2 separate regions of the Homo sapiens genome follow, and region 1 is linked to region 2. A link is an interaction called in ENCODE POLR2A ChIA-PET data of the cell type or tissue named here. Cell type or tissue: GM12878. All regions are shown on one strand.

Evidence for each region. Peaks named below come from ENCODE experiments on the same cell type or tissue, not always from the same donor. Only the 100,000 strongest peaks of a DNase experiment are listed, where the experiment ranks them.
Region 1: POLR2A ChIA-PET joins it to region 2 with 6 read pairs; 6 of 35 experiments call an interaction of 5 or more read pairs at or near these places.

What each region holds. Positions count from the first base shown.
Region 1 is chr10:102,043,577-102,046,076 of GRCh38, forward strand. All of the region lies in intron 1 of ARMH3 (armadillo like helical domain containing 3), which reads right to left. Among named protein-coding and RNA genes, the nearest start is that of ARMH3, 11 kb to the right of the region's middle. In GM12878, no CTCF peak of the experiment used is centred here; no DNase peak of the experiment used is centred here.
Region 2 is chr10:101,857,938-101,860,437 of GRCh38, forward strand. All of the region lies in intron 24 of ARMH3 (armadillo like helical domain containing 3), which reads right to left. All of the region lies in intron 2 of LOC101927445 (a long non-coding RNA gene), which reads left to right. Among named protein-coding and RNA genes, the nearest start is that of KCNIP2, 15 kb to the left of the region's middle. In GM12878, no CTCF peak of the experiment used is centred here; a DNase peak (open chromatin) is centred at 1,024; H3K4me3 peaks cover 1,537 bases; H3K27ac peaks cover 2,500 bases.

The DNA of each region.
Region 1 (2,500 bases), 190 kb after region 2:
AATAAAGGAGAGAAAGAAACATTCTGTGACTATGCTATGACCCCTGTTGATCCAAGCTTTTAAATCCTTCTGGCAAAGAAGCAAATACAGCAAAGGCACAGTAATCCCACAGAAATGTCAGTTTAGGCTTTAAGGCAGTGTCTCAGACATAAGACATAGACAAATTATAAAAAAGAATCAGGCAACTTTTCAATACTAATTTCACCTACTATCAAACTTACAAATGGTTTCAAATCCCCTCAACTGAATGGTAAATCAATGAAGGCTTTTATTCCTAAACCTGAAAGACTGTTAGTCACGTGAGCTGCTGTCACTTCTCTCTGGAAGATACAAGTTATACAACTTTTTTTTGTTTTTTGAGACAGAGTCTCACTCTGTCACCCAGGCTGGAGTGCAGTGGTGCAATCTCGGCTCACTGCAACCTCCGCCTCCTGGGTTTAAGTAATTCTTGTGCCTCAGCCTTGTGAGTAGCTGGGACTACAGATGTGTGCCACCACACCCAGCTAATTTTTTTCTTTTTTTTTTTTTTTTTTTGGAGACGGAGTCTCGCTCTGTCGCCCAGGCTGGAGTGCAGCAGCGCCATCTCAGCTCACTGCAAGCTCCGCCTCCTGGGTTCACGCCATTCTCCTGCCTCAGCCTCCCCAGTAGCTGAGACACCTGGCTAATTTTGTTGTATTTTTAGTAGAGACGGAGTTTCACCATGTTAGCCAGGATGGTCTCGATCTCCTGACCTCGTGATCCACCCGCCTTGGCCTCCCAAAGTGCTGGGATTACAGGCATGAGCCACCATGCCCGGCCTTTTTTTTTTTTTTTGAGACAGAGTCTGGCTCTGTTGTCCAGGCTGGATGCAGTGACATGATCTCAGCTTACTGCAACCTCCACCTCCTGGGCTCAAGCCATCCTCTCGCTTCAGCCTCCCAAGTAGCTAGAACTATAGGTGCGCGCCACCACACCCAGCTAATTTTTTGTATTTTTTATAGAAACAGGATTTTGCCATGTTGCCCTGGCTGGTCTCAAACTCAAGCAATCCACCTGCCTCAGCCTCCCAAAGTGCTAGAATTGCAGGCGTGAGCCACTGCACCCAGCCTTAGGTTCACATTTGTAATGGACTGTCACCAAGTATCACCCTCTCTTCACATTGAGGCAAACAAAAACAATGTTATAGCTAGATGCTAAGGTAAACATCCTAAAATACTTCAACCAGTATAGAAGGAAAAGAAGAGAAGAAAAGAAAAAAGGAAGGGGAAAGAAGGAAAATGAATAAAAGTAAATGTGCACACCAGGCGTGGTGGCTCACACCTGTAATCCCAGCACTTTAGGAAGCCGAGGCGGGCAGATCACATGAGCTCAGGAGTTCGAGAACAGCCTGGGCAACATGGCAAAACCCCGTCTCTACTAAAAATATGAAAATTAGACAGGCGTGATGGCGGGAGCCTGTAATCCCAGATACTCGGGACGCTGAAACAGGAGGATGTCTTGAGCCCAGGAGGCAAAGGTTGCAGTGAGCTAACATCACTGCATCCAGCCTGAGCAACAGAGCCAGCCCTTGTCTCAAAAAAAAAAAAAAAAAAAAGAGCGAAACAAAAGTAAATAGTTTAGGGGGAAAAATATGTACAGATCCGACATTTATTCACTCATTCATTCGACAAATTTTTTTTGAGTACCTTTTGGGCACAAGCACTGGGAACACAGCAGTAAACATGACAGAAAAGATCCCTGCTCTCACAGAATTTTCATTCCAGTAGAAGGGAAACAGACAACAAATAAGATAAACTGAGACAGTGATAAGGGCCCTGAAGACAAATTGCAAAGGGGACTACTCTCAACTGAGAGATTAAAGTAGGCCTCTTTGAGGAAATGGCACTTGGGCTAAGATCTGGAATAACAGGAAGAAACCAGGCAAGTAAAAATCTTGAGAAAATTGTTCGAGATGGAATGTCAAGTGCAAAGACCTCAAGATTTGAATGCACTTGGCGTGTTCAGGAAACAGAAATGCCACCGTGCCTAAACAGAGCATAAACATTCCTTTTCTGAAATGTTTTTGTAAAGTTTATTAAAGTGGGTCTTTTGTGTTTGTGAATTTTTTTAATATATAAGAAGAATCCAAATATCCATCAGCAGTAAATGGGACAATTATGATACAGTCATACAATAGAATACCACATAGAAATTTACAAGAGCCTATTACTGATACATGAAGCAATGTGAGTAAGTTACATAGAAAATATTGAATGAGGGCCAGGCGCGGTGGCTCACACCTGTAATCCCAGCACTTTGGGAGGCCGAGGTAGGTGGATCACTTGAGGTTGGGAGTTCGAGACCAGCCTAACCAACATGGAGAAACCCCATCTCTACTAAAAATACAAAAATTAGACGGGCATGGTGGCGCATTCCTGTAATCCCAGCTACTCAGGAGGCTGAGGCAGGAGAATCGCTTGAAGTCAGGTGGAGGAGGTTACAGTGAGACGAGATCGCACCATTGCACTCCAGCCTGGGCAAC
Region 2 (2,500 bases):
CAGAAGCAATAAAGGTCTGTCCCTAACCTTGCAATTTCAGCAGCCTAGGCAGAGCCTCTTGATGGCATTGTAACAATTATGTTAAGTGGTAGTCAGATGCTGGACAGCTTAGAAGAGGGATTCTGATAAGGGAGAAGCAAAAGCCAATTCTTCTTTCCCTAAAACCCATATTCTTCCAAATTCAAGATTAGTTAAAGCTAAACAAGAAGCACAGCACTGCAAAGATGTTCTCTAAGTAAAGATCTTGGCAGGTCACTGTTGGGTCTAGTTGTACCTGGGTGCTGAAAAGTTCCAATTAGTAGCTAGTGATAGTCAAGATGGCATAGTGGTTAAGAGCACGGCTCTAGAGTTAGCCTGCCTGGACTCATATCCTATCTTCACCAGTTAGCAGCAGGATGGAGCTGGGTAAGCCTGTTTGTTCATCTTTAAAGTGGAAATACTAATAACTTCATCATATATAGCTGGTTCTGAGGACTAAATAAGACAATGTATTGAAAGCTTTCTATGCTTGGCACACAGAAAGCACTTAAGAAGTGTAGCTATTACTACTATTTTCTTTTGCCTTGATATGACCCTATGAATAACTATTTTTTAGGGCCTGAAATTGGGAGAAGTGACCTATTTCCACAGCTTCCCTTTCAACCCCATCCATAAATAAAAAAATTCCTCTCATCTGTCCCCACCCTTTCTGGAAGACATTTGCATTCTACAGGTTTCCCAATGAGGGATTTCCTGTGGAGGAAAGAATATACTGCTTTAGGGTTCGTGCATTAGCAGGTGGACGCAGGCAGAGTGGCAGGCCCTCTCCTAGAGAAACAACATGCCATTACGACTGATTTCCTCACTGAAATCTCTCATAGCTAGATGCTTAGCACTCTGAAGGAGGCTCAGTGTGACATTATGGATTTTCATAATGTCTAACAGAGTCCTAAGAAACAACAAACAGTCAACATGTTTGCTGACTAATTTAGTAACACAGGCCCAACCAAAAAAGAAAGTAATCTCTCATCAAGGTCACGTGGTAAGATTAGAGTTAGACCCTGATGTACCTTCTGCACTGTTCTCAGCATTCTTTGACAGGCTTCAAAAGCCCTCAGAGCCAAGTCTTGCCTTTACGGAGCTAACATGCAAACTGAGGAATCAAGATAAACCACCATCAACAGGCACACCCACAGATGTAAGGACATAGAAGGTTGAGCCAGTAACACTAAGTATGGTTTGGAGTCAGCTGCTTAACTGACCAGTGAATGGGCAGCTAGATTGAGATAGTGTCACACCTTCTAAGACTGGGAAAATAAGGAACCCAAGGTTTTTTCTCTTTTGTTTACCACCTCTTCCTCTTTACATTACTGTAGTAGCTAATTGTGAGTGCAAAATTCTACACAAGTGTAGCAGGGCCCCTGAGACAGCAGCTGCAGGAAGGACCAACCATTAGCTTGGACATATCTGTGACTGACACTGACAGCCTAGACTCCATCAGGGCAATCACCTGAAAGGCAGATTCTTCAAGGCTCAGCCCTGACACTGAAATAAATAAATCCTGTACAAAAGATGAGCAAAAGATGAAACGAATGGGAGAGGATGTCACTCTACTCTCAAAATATACAAGCTATAGCTATGGTTTCTCAGAAATTATGTTTGATCCATTCTGAAATGACTTTCTGAGGTGTGTTCAATGTAGCGATGGATTCCAACTGCATAAATTCAGCTCAGCTGTGCAGTGTACTTATTAGATAACTGTCCAAAACAATCTAAGCAGAGAAACATGGTGATCTTTGAGCAGCCAGGTTCAAAGAGTTGCTGAGCCATTTTTAGCACTTGTTTGCATATAGCAACCAAAAGAGTTGTATCTCAGACAACAAGGAAAACAATTAGATTCATGAGCTCCAATGCTAACTAGTACCCAGAGGAGACTGTTAAATTCCTTTAAATGCTATCGGCTTACCCCTCTGGTCCATGGGCAGATGGAGGGTCTCAAAGAGACACAGTGACCAAGCAGACAGTTAAAAGGATAAAATATTAGAGACCCAAAAGCTTCAGGTTCAAACTCTCCTTACTGTTGAGAGATATGAAGGTTGAGCCTTTGTAAATGATCAATGTTAGTTAAGGCTAGCACTTGGACCCAAGAATAGATGGAAAAAAAACGGGGAAAGGGAATATCAGAAATGTTTTAGTAAATTATCTTAAAAAGGACATAAAAATGCTCACTATATATACCATTTCCAACACCCATTTGAGACTTCCCTCTGTAGTAACTGAGAAAAGAGGAGGGAAGAAAGAGAATGAAGTAGGTGGAGATGATATATATAGATATAGATATAGATATATAGATATAGATGAATAGTTAATATAAGGGAAGGTTCTCTGAAAAATATGTGAAATTCAAAAAATTCAGTTGGGCAACTCAGGGTATGCAGTATTTTAAAGTAGTTCAGAACTTCCACTTGATAGAGTAACTGAGAACTGGGAAACAATTCTTGTCAGATACTGGATATCAGGC